Regions from separate parts of the Mus musculus genome. Here region 2 is linked to region 1. A link is a contact called in ENCODE Hi-C or POLR2A ChIA-PET data. All regions are on one chromosome and are shown on one strand. The core of a region is the stretch at or near the end of the contact, and the rest is flanking DNA. Distances in the headings are between cores, read along the strand shown.

What was found. Hi-C counts contacts between places; a loop is a spot of excess contacts on that map. ChIA-PET counts read pairs that join two places held with the same protein, here RNA polymerase II (POLR2A).
Region 2: a loop to region 1 is called in a map of heart, with 2.0 times the contacts of the local background. The contact joins two enhancer-like sites. A Hi-C loop is called at or near these places in 1 of 37 maps with a recorded cell type or tissue (heart). POLR2A ChIA-PET finds 5 or more read pairs at or near these places in 1 of 5 experiments (embryonic stem cell).

What each region holds. Positions count from the first base shown.
Region 1 is chr1:92,210,068-92,215,323 of GRCm38, reverse strand. No RefSeq gene overlaps it. Among named protein-coding and RNA genes, the nearest start is that of Hdac4, 32 kb to the right of the region's middle. Within about 2 kb of position 2,982, at least 2 of the 3 ENCODE cell types and tissues checked have a DNase peak (open chromatin) inside an H3K27ac peak, as active enhancers do; they include heart, where a contact is called at or near this core.
Region 2 is chr1:92,339,889-92,345,567 of GRCm38, reverse strand. No RefSeq gene overlaps it. Among named protein-coding and RNA genes, the nearest start is that of Gm35992, 37 kb to the left of the region's middle. Within about 2 kb of position 2,332, at least 2 of the 3 ENCODE cell types and tissues checked have a DNase peak (open chromatin) inside an H3K27ac peak, as active enhancers do; they include heart, where a contact is called at or near this core.

The DNA.
Region 1 (5,256 bases), core at 1,733-4,232:
GGGAGGCCGTGGCAGTGGGAGGGGTCTCAGGCTGCTTCTTACAAGAACACCATGAATTTCTCTGGCTTTTCAGGATTTCCTCTGTGTTCACAGTCAGACGCTGTCAGCCTTGACTCCTGTTGGTAGACCAGAAGGCCAAAGCGGTGCCCTCTGACCCAGCCTGAGCAGAATTGGGCAGAGGTTTCAGCCTTGCCAGAAGGCCTTGCCTTTCTCCTCATCCTTTGCATCCTGTCTACCTAGGTCACCACCTGGGGCTTGGCTCTGCTCCCTTGCTGACCAGGTGGTCCTTCCACCTAATTTGAGATGGACAGCTGCTCTCTGTGTGCTACTTTTACAACTTCCAATGTCTGAACAGAAAGCCCAGAAATGCAGTAACCAGAAGGGGACCAAGCCTTCCAGCTCTAAAGTTCAAGGGCTTGATCTTCCTCAGGACGTGTGGGTGACAGACATTAAGTAACAGTCATAAGGTCTCAGTGGAATTGACCCCAGAACCTGTACTTGGGGTCAGCTGTTTCTCCAGTGATATCCTAGAGTCACCTCGGCTCCCCAAAGCTGGACTTCATGCTCCCATTTCTTCCAGGTATCAGCTACAGTGTAAATGTTTACATCAAAGAAAGGCCAGGTTCTACACTCCAGCCATATGCTAAACATTTACCAGACCTATAAGACCCAGATCACAATTCCCGGATCCCTGGAACTTTGGAGCCTCACTTCTTCCCAGCATGCCCACTGCCTGGTGTCCTCTCCACAACATTAACCCTGAAGCCATGTTGGATCTCAGGCAGGTAGCTGGACCTGTCTCCAGCTCAACCATAGCCACCAGCCACCACAGGACTCTTAGGCAGTCCAACTGCCGGATCACCTCACCCATAGAAGGGAAGAGACATTCCTTAGGTAGCCACTGTGTGCCAGGAACTGAGGTAGGTCCTGCAGGCAACCTGGCTGTTGTGGTTTGAATAAGAGTGTTCCCCATAGGGTCATAGACTTGAATGCTTGGTCACCAGCATTCAAATGGAGTAGCATGATTTGAAAGGACTTGGAGGCGTGGCCTTGGTGCAGGAAGTGTGTCACAGGGGGTGGGGTGGGGGGCTTTAAAACCCCATTGCAAGCCCAGAATCTCTCTCTTCCTGCTGCCTATGGATCTGAATGGACAAGGATGTAGAAATCCCAGCTAATTCTCCAGAACAATGTCTGCCTGCGTGCTGCCATGCTCCCCACTATGATGACAACTGACCAAACCTCTGAAACTGGAAGCCAGCCCCAACTACATGTTTTCCATTATAAGGGTCACTGAAGTCATGCTGTCTCCCCACAGCAATAGAACGCTGAATGAGACACTGGCCTAGCTGCAATGGGAACCCTGAGTTCTAAAGATGCTCAACCATTAGCCAAAAAAAGGGAAAAATCCCAAGATCCAAAGTCATGATCAGGAAGCAGCTGTCCTGTGAAAGCTTTGGGAAGACTCACTGGCTAGTTTTCGTTCAGACTTTCTGTTTATCCGGCCATTATAGAGGGTTGTACTCCCTCTGGGCAAGTGAGAGGAGGGGATGTATCTGGGGAGGAAACCTCCCTAGGAAAGAGGATGTCTGAGGAGGGAGACTTCCTGGGAAATGAGCATGCCTGAGTTGAGGGGCCTGCCCAGGGAAGATAGGCAGAGCCTACATAGGGAGGGGACTACCTAAGGAAGGGAACCTGCCTGGAGATTGGCGTGCCTAAGGAAGGTTTAGATAGCTGAGTCTGAGTCTTCAGGGTCTAATTCCTCTCTGGGCTGAGTCCTTTGATGCTAGGTGATTTCTGCTCCAATCTACCAGTACCTGGATGCAGAAAGAGGTAATTCTCACATGGCTGTCAGTTAAAATAACCACAGGCACAGAAAGATGACAAAGTCCCATTTGAACCTGGTGCATGGGGTCATGTGGAGCTCTTTCTGAAAATATATCATCTCAACCCAATGTCTCTTGAGATCTCAATTGAACATACAGGATATATGGTCTTGGCTTAGTTTCCATGTCTTCATTTGCATAGCGAGTTGGTTCTGTCCACCGCCTCTGGTCTCAGCATCTCAGAGAGACTGTAAAAGAAACACAAGCATGAAGGGACGGCCGTGGCTCTAGCATGTGAAGCTGAGGGCTCCGTCCTCAGCACCACAAAGAGATGCTGTGCACAGCAGAAGCCTGTCCCCCAGAAGTTATTCTAAGGAGTCAACTGGACCCATGAAAAGCACCTTGCTGTGAATTTTTACTCTTGGTGATTTAGGCTACAGAGCCTTCCAGATGTTGCAAACCAAGCAGCTAGTGATTGACACATTTCTCTGGGGCCTCAGATCGTCACGGACGTTGTTCAAAGGCCTGGCAGACATTTATTCGACTCTCTAAGAGAGGCCTTGCTCTTCCCGGGGCCAACAGATGAACTGGGATGAGGAGTGTACCCATTTCATGGGAGGCAGATCCCAGACCCTCAGTAGCTCACTGCGGGTGCCACTGCTTCATGTTCAGAAATCCGTATAGGGAAGTGCTGTGTTACAAGACCTAGAGTGTGATCCATGAGAAAACACGAAATCTCCCCCATGGCAGGCTTCTCTGTTGTGTTGCCACCCCGCTGTCCCCCATGTAAGAGGTGCAAGCACTGACCTCTCTCCCTGGCTCCGAGGCCAGCAGCCCATTCATCCTCGTTCCTGTCAGCAGGGGCAGCAGGCGAGGACGGGAAAGCTGACCCTGAAAGTATTTTCACAGCTGCAAGAAGGCTTTTCCACTTGAGCCTTTAAAAATAGGTTGTCATCCCCACACCCCCTGGGAGAAGTAATCTAAGCACAACCCTTTTCTGGGTCCAACTAAAGAAGTTCGGAGGCATCTTCCATTTGTGTGTGCCAACTACACTGAGCCTAAGCCACTGTCTGGGCCTCAAGGGTCTAACTGGGGACCTATATTATGCTGTCTGTTGGGGGCGGCTCAGCTCCATCTGGCAAGCCTCCAGCAGCCTGTGCCAGGGGGAGGATAAGGCCCCCTGCCTGTGTGGCATTCACAGGCTCAGCCCCAGGGAGCTTGCCTTCCTCATGTCACCAGCAGAAGCCTCAGAACTGTCGAGGGGCAGAGCTTTACAGTGAGCACAGCTGGGCAGAGCCCAGGAGGGGACAGCAGCTTTGCTTTGTTCCCTCGAGCCAGCCTTTGTCACACACATGCCCACACGTAGCACAGGAAACCTGGACAAGGACAAGGCTCATCAGCCATCCCCACGATCCTCATACTCTACCCCTGCAGTATGGCAGCAGGTCTGTGCAAACATCCCAGTCAATGCTACGTGCTCCCTTCAGGTCCGCTCAGCTCTGGAGTCATGCACGGCACTGCAGAAGTAGAGGAGCAGGCAGCTCCTTCGATCCTGCGAGCTGACCCCCCTGTCGCTTCCTCCTTTTAGCCCCTTGATGAAAATGATACACTGGGGGTTCCAGATACTTGGTATGCACTATATGTGACTTTTCAGAACAGCTGCATCACAACTTGGGTGACATCTCAGAAAAGATGCTTTCCTGGTCTCTATGTGGCTTCCAGAGGACCCTGCCTGGTATCTCCTGCAAAAGGGCCTGGATGGAATGGGAAGAAATCAAGATGGAGGCCCAGAGAGGTACCACAGTTCACAAAAGGCCCTGGGATTTGGGAGCTAAAGGACAAGCACCTGCAGGGAGTAGAAGGCAGTAGAGACCATCCCTCAGAGGCAGAGGGGTCCATATGAGCCACACACTGGCAGTCCCTAGGGATGGTTAGGGATAAGATGATGTAGCTTTAGTGATAAGAGTCTCTATACCATGGTGTCCTACTCTTAGACTAGGAAACAGTAGTACACAAGTCACAAAGGGGACAGGGCCAAGATCTGTGACCTGAGCATCTACCCATACCCTTGTATGAATGAGGAATAAGTGTCACATTTGAGTGAGCCCCACTCAGAAGGTCAATGTTGAGACCTTGGGGCTTGCAGGGCCTCCTGCACAACTGCTCCGTCCACCTCCTACACAGAGGCCAGGACTGTCCTGGGGGGCCTTCCTTTCTCTTCCATCTCTCACTCTGCCTCTTACCCATCCCCCTGGCATGTTCTATCCCCTCTCAGAGGTTCCCTACTGAGTACTGAGTAAGACTATACCCTAGCGCATCTATCTGATCAGCCTCTGCAGGAGTGTAGCCCAGACCAGAGGCTGCAGCAGCTTTCAGGCCTCAGGCCATGCCACATCCTACCGCAGGAGTCCCACTCCCACACTGACCCTGGATAGACCCACCCATCAAGCTTCCCAACAAGGGATGCCACGGAAGCAGTTTTGCACACGTGCAGGATCTCATCTTCTGAAGACTTTGGATTGCATCGCTGTGGCTCAGCAATCCACCTCTCACAGCTGCACATTAAAAGCTTCAGAGCTGTGTGTCGACTGCAACATCTCCGAGACTGATTTCAGGGAGAGGAGCTTTCTCTCCTGTTCTCTGTCACTCGGCTTTTTCTCACTTTTTTTTTTTAAACAGTCATTAAAGATGATCCCTAAGGAGATGAAGCAGAGAACTTAGTGTTACGATATCAGAGCTGTCCCGACTGTCAATCCCCAGCTCCCCAGAAAATTCTGAATTAAGCCTGTTAGTTCTACGTTTACAGAAACATTGGAGGTTATCTGGGGGAAATGTTCAGAATGAAGCTTGTGGCTGATGTGGTCTCCCTGCCTCAACCCACCCAAAGCTGCTGTCACATAGGAAACTTGTATGAATGGAAAACGCTGAGATTTCCAATACCTTCAGGACTGATACCCAGCGCCAAGCCCAGGAGGTAAAGGTCTCTGCAGACCATTCACACCCTCTGTGAGGTCTGTCGTAGAATCCACTTGAACTGTGACACCCATGTCCCTGTAGTAAAAGAAGTGATTGCCAGTCAACTTTCTATTGCTATGACAAAATACCCTAGGCAGTCAGTTTAAAAAGCTACCCCCTTGCCCTTGTGGCTGTCTCTTTTCATAGAAAAGAAGCTATGTGCAGTGGTGCATACCTTTAATCCAGCACTTGAGAGGCAGAGGCAGGCAGGTGAGTTGGAACCCAGTTGGCTCTGCATAGGGAGCTACATAGTGAAAGCCTGTCTCAGAAAAAGAAAATGAAGCAAAAATGAAAGGTTTATTAGGACTGGTAGTTTTAAAGTTTCAGTCCATATTAGTTGGTCCCATTGCTTTTTGGCCTGTGTCAAGACAGCACACTGTGATGGGAATGTGTGACAGAGGAAGCTGTTCACCTCATG
Region 2 (5,679 bases), core at 1,083-3,582, 130 kb before region 1:
CTGTTGGTGTCTCATAGGCTGTGTGGACCAGTGACACTCGCCTTGAACATCTGGCATGTGGACAGCAGGGGGGATGGGCAGAGTGAAGGCTTCTAAGCCACGTCTTGCCTGAAACTTGGATTCTGCCCCATCAAACCTGTGTGGTTGTGCTTTCTCTCAGTGTGGGGAGGGGCCCAGCTCCAGGCAGAGAGAAGAGGCATGGCTTTGCAGTGAGAGCAAGATGAGGAAGTAGAGGCAGGTTCAAATACCCAGAAGAAGGTAGGGAGGGCCAGTTCCAAAGCACCATGTGACCTGTGGGACCCAGTGACCTGTATTCCAGCCACAGTCTGATACTTAACCAGACCTGAGTGACCATCAGTCCTGACCCAGAATGGTGACTATCAGCCCTCCATTAGAGTTAACTGGGATGATGGGGAGTCCCATATCTTATCCAAGGAAGGAGGTATCCTTCACTCATGGTAATAGGGGTAAGGAGCTTGGAGGGCTTCTGTTAGGCATTCCCAGCAGATCTGCTCGGTTCCTGGCTTGTTCAAGACTCATAGGTCTGGCAGTTCCCATACAGTATCTGTTGGGCTGGGGACATCACTACAACAGAAGAAGACTAGCTGTCTCTGGGTCCTGGCCCCCCAGCAGCCAGGCAGGCACTAGCCCTGGGCCTCAGTGGGAAGGAAAAGTCCCTTTATCACTCTCCAGCATTTAGTTTGCCTGGATCCTCCTCCCCTAGCTAATTCCTCCACTGCTTCTAGCACACAATCTAGCCTCCAACTCCATTCTCTGCCTCAGGGGTCCTAGACCCTCTATGATCTCTGCCCACAGCCTGGGCTCTAAAGCTTGTACCATGGAGCACTGTAGCTTCTGCAGCCTCAACTCCTATCTACGTGCCCTACTCCACCCCAAATCCTCAACTCCCAACTACAGACTGAACCAGGTAGTTTGGGGTGATCAGGAGTGGGTGGAGCCCTCCTGAAAGCCTCAAGGTTGGCTGTGCAGAGGGGAGCGGCTCTTCTCATAGGCATCTGCAATTGCCTTAGTGCCCCAGGAACAAGGAGGGTGGAGCAAGAGAGAAAGGGCTGGAAATCCAGACATCTGAGGAACTGGAGAGAAGGGTGAGCCTCAGAGTCTACCAGTTTCTTTGCAAGTTGGGGTAGGTTGGCTTTCAGGGTCCTGAGGCTATTTCCACCAAGAGAGTCATGTTAGAGTGCTGCAGCCCTTGGGAACGGAGAATGGTATATGACCCCGATATCTCAGGCTGTCTTTAGAAATGAGAGCTGGAGAGCAGAAGGCTACATGTGAAGAGGGGCACTGGGCAGCCCAGGTATGGCAGGAACACACCGGCCAGGATGAGAGGTAGCCCAGCTTCCTGCTCACTGTGTGCGTGGGGCACATTAACTTCTCTGGACCAGGTCTCCAGAGGTGCACTCCAAGGGAGGCAGGGAAATGGGAGAGACAACAGTGCTCACCCACAGTCCTCACCAAGCTTGGCAGCTATGTGAGCCGGTGCTGGCATGTCCAGTAGGCAGATGGATTACAGTGGAGCTCAGTTTACTGAGTGAGGTCAGCCACTCCAGCTGTCACCCACGCCTTTGGAACTGGAGCTGCCATGAAGATGTTCTGGCAGGAAAGAGACCTATCTTGTCTCCCAACACCCAGGCTGGGCCCTCACACCTGCAGGTTGGTGACAGATTTAGCATCTGCCCTGGCACCCTCTCTCCCTCCTCTGCATTCTCTCCCCCACCTTGGTCTGCATCCTGAACATCATGGGACCAGCCCCTTGTTCTTGCCAACTGGCTGTTGTGCATGGCAGTGACCCAGCCCCAAGAAGACATTCCTGATATATTTGCTATAGAGCTTTCTGGCTGGGCAGAGGTAAGAGAGATAAAAGGCTTACATTTGAAGAGCTGGAGGTGGGAGACTGAAAGCGCATTCGAGAAGTAAGAAGACGGTCTCAGAAGGTTCTGTGTGGGCCATGGAGAGAGGGCATGAGAACCAAGAACCAAAGGCTATATTGCCCAAGAGCTGGCATCAGTCATAGGGTGGGTATCTTATGACAACACTCCAAAGGGCCAGCTGTTTCTTGCAGGAAGCGGATGGCAGCTAGGGTTCTCAGGAAAACAGCCTGCCGATGTTCAAAGTGCAAATGAGAGACATAATCAGACATAGACTCAGCCACTGTGCTTGAGGGGAGGAAACCAAGTGGGGTTAGAACAACCTGGTCTGAGGATACTGAGCCAAGGGCAGGAGAGGACAGGGCCACCATGAGGACAGGGGACACGCTTTAGGGGAATGCACTGCACTGAAGGGGACAACAGTGGTAAGCAGACAGGAATGGGTGCCAGTTCCGCTTATGAGGAGCCCTGGTAGAGAGCAGGGCTGGGTGGTGCCACCAAGGCCAAGCGTGGGTGACAGCTGGGAAGCAGGGACCCTTTCCCCCAAGCCCTGGCCACTAAGCTGCTTCTCCATTAGCATTCAGCAACCACGGATCCGATTCCTGAGGTCAGTCCCAAGGTGAGTTTGTTTTTATTTTGAATAGAGTAGCAAAGAGGAGCTTACTGGTCGACCACACTCACACTATGTCCCCACTTGAGGGCCAGGTCTCTGATATAAGACCCACTATCCAGCCCAGAGCAACTCAAAGCCCCAGCCCTTTCCTGAGCTTAGGACCTTCCAATTGCTTTCCTGGTCACTGTCTCCTGGTCATACAGAGGCCTTCTGTGTCTGTCTCACTGACATGAATGAGTCCGGGAAGTACAGCCACAGGCTATGGTTACAGTTTTTCTAGTTCTTACCCTGCATCAAATCAGATTTTAAATTCAAGCCAGTCTTCAGTAAAAGCCACTTAGATGACAGCAGCCCCTGGCCCTATGGGGGAGTAGCTGTCTTGATGCCTTGGTGACACCTTCAGATTGTGTCCTCTCTTGGTGCCTAAAAACATTACCACAGTGCTGGCTGACACGACGTGTGTGGGGTAAGACTTGAAAGGGCCTTAGTGTGTCACCTAAACCTGCCCTTCTCCGTTCCTGTCACCTCGCAAGTAGCAAGTACATTTTCAGAGACTGGGGAGCTCACCGCAGATTCAAGGATACAGAGACAAGGGGACATTTCTACAGGCGAGATGGAGAGGCTCACACAAGCTGTTTTGAAACAGCCATTTCTTCCACTGAGACTTAAAACAGGAGTGTTCAAGGATCAATAACAAGGTGGCGCCCGTCCAAACTCGGGCAGGCCACGGCTGGGTGGATGCCCTTGCAAAAGTATTTTCTGAGTAAGGTTGCTCTGGTCTGTGCAAGGCTGTGGTCTGGCAGGGCGTTCCAGGCCATTCCTAGATCAAGCACAAATGTGAGCTCACCTCCTTTAAGTACGCTTGGCTTTGTTTACTATTTGCTTTTTGTGTGTTCTAACCTGGGAAACCCCATTGATCCTATCAGTATCTCCAAGTGCAGGTTCTGAGTGGATTTCATCTTGGTCAGCATGTGGACACAGAGGAATGACAGCGAGATGGTGAGCCTCACACTGGCATGGGCACATCTGCACAGGCTGTCCCTTGGGTATGTCCTTTCCGTGTGTGTCTATGTTGGGCCCTGTGGGGAGCGGGAGGAGGTTTTCTCTGAGATGGCGACTGCACAGCATCTCTCTGGAGGAAGAGAGGATCCTTTTGAGAGAGCAAGAAGTCAAAGCACAGAACTGGGAAGAAATTGCTCAGGACACTGGGCCAATAACTGTCACTTACCTGACCCAGGTTCTCAGGACTGCTCTGCAGTAACCCACAGATGATAGCCATGGGCCCAGAAGCAACCTGAGGAGAGGAGTCTGCTTAGAGCCTTCCCAGACAGTAGGCCATTCTAGCCTAGGGCAGGTGAGGTCCTTAGCCTACTCCCTTTGCACACTCATCTGGGTCTCTTTCTATCTGTCTTCTGCCCAGAGGACCCCGTGTTCTGTGGCTAAACTAGCTTTTGACCTAACATCTTCTCCTTGCTGGTCCCTCAGTCTGGATCGCAGCAGGTTTTCCTTCCTGACTGCCTTTGTGGTCCAGTTTGTGTTTTCCTGAATAACTGCTCCTTCTCACAGCTCCCTGCCATGCCAGGTCACAGAAGCCTCAGCCTTCTTCTCCGGAGAGCAGGCCTGTGGTAAGGCAATTTCATCCTGCTTGGGATAGCTGCAGATGCTTTCTGTCTCTCCCCATTTCCCAGGCCTTGCTACTGGTTGGTTGCATGGGTCAATAGGCAACCAGACACAGATTCTAGTCCTGGATCTGCCTCTGAGACTAGGCAGCTCCTGTGACCACCCTGACCCCAACTTCCTCAGAGCCTCTTGTGTTGGCTGATGTTGGCTGGTGTTGCCACGAGGGTTACGTGAATCAACCTCACAGAGCACTGGGCAAATGCTCAGGAGCCAGTGTCCTTGCTGGAGGGCTACATGGGAAAGTGAGCAGTAGAGACAGCTGCTCCACCGTGGAACACATAATACTCCTCTTTTAAATTTTCTAAAAGCTAATCGACTGTTTATTGCCACAAAAATTAAAATGCTGAAATATAAGTAGAAATGAATGCAATTATTGTGGGAATGAGGAATGTAAATAGCCTAAGCAAATAAGAGGAGGAAGCACTCATCGCTAAGCCATCTACCGGGCAGGCAAAGACACAGACGGGAGAAGACACAAAGCGTTACCAAGATAGACTTCATAAACTCTCATCATGAGACAGCTGGAGCAGGTGTCAGAGCAGGAAGGCTTCAGGGCAGGGAGTCACCCAGAGTGCGGAGAGACATTTCACAGTGATAGAAGGGGTTAGTTCAGGAGAGCATGCAAACAGACATACACACACGAAGCGAGACCTGGGAGAAGCCAAGTGTTGTGGCTGACAGCTGTAATCCCAGCTCTTGGGATGCAGAGGCTGGAGGTTTTCTGTGAGTCTGAGGCCAGCCCATGAATCTTGTCTCGGTCAACAGAGCAAAACAAAACAAACCCCAGTACAGCAGAGCTGAGCCTGTGAACAAGTAAACACACAAGCATGGGTGGGGTTTTGCAGCTGATGGAAGGATCCAGGAGGATGCCTGAAGCCTAAGTAGACCTGCTCAGCAGCCTGACCTCTAAGTTCACCAAGTGGCACCAGAGAGCAGCAGATCCACCCACTCCGGGGAAGCGTTCTCCAAACACCTGGGATCCAGCAGAGTGTCATCTCAGGCCACCGAAAAGAATTCAGCAAATAACGCTGGGAGATTTGCTCCCCACCCGGGCAATTCTGTCTTTAAAAAGTAGATCTCTACTTGCTGTCATCCAAGGAGAAACTCCACATGCATTTGCATCTTGTAATATTAAAACAGGAATATAGGAATGAGCCCTAAAGAGCATGAACGGCAATGAGAAGGGCTGGTTTGCACACCAGGAGCATGACAACACTTTCATAAAGCCACCTTCTCACGGAAGGTGTGTCACACAACATGGCCACTGTCGAAATCCGACGTATGTTAAGGGTTCCCTAAAGTGCTAAATAATAAGCCACAGTACCATACAGAAATTATCAAACACTTGTGTCATGTTGAAAGATTTGCCAAGTCAACTTATTTATAAGAGAAATACAATCCATGCCATTGATGACTAGAGAGACAAATTATAAAACGTATTCTCTCTACCCACGACAGGGGCAAACGGAAGTCTCTTTACCTCAGGTTCCTCCACACACG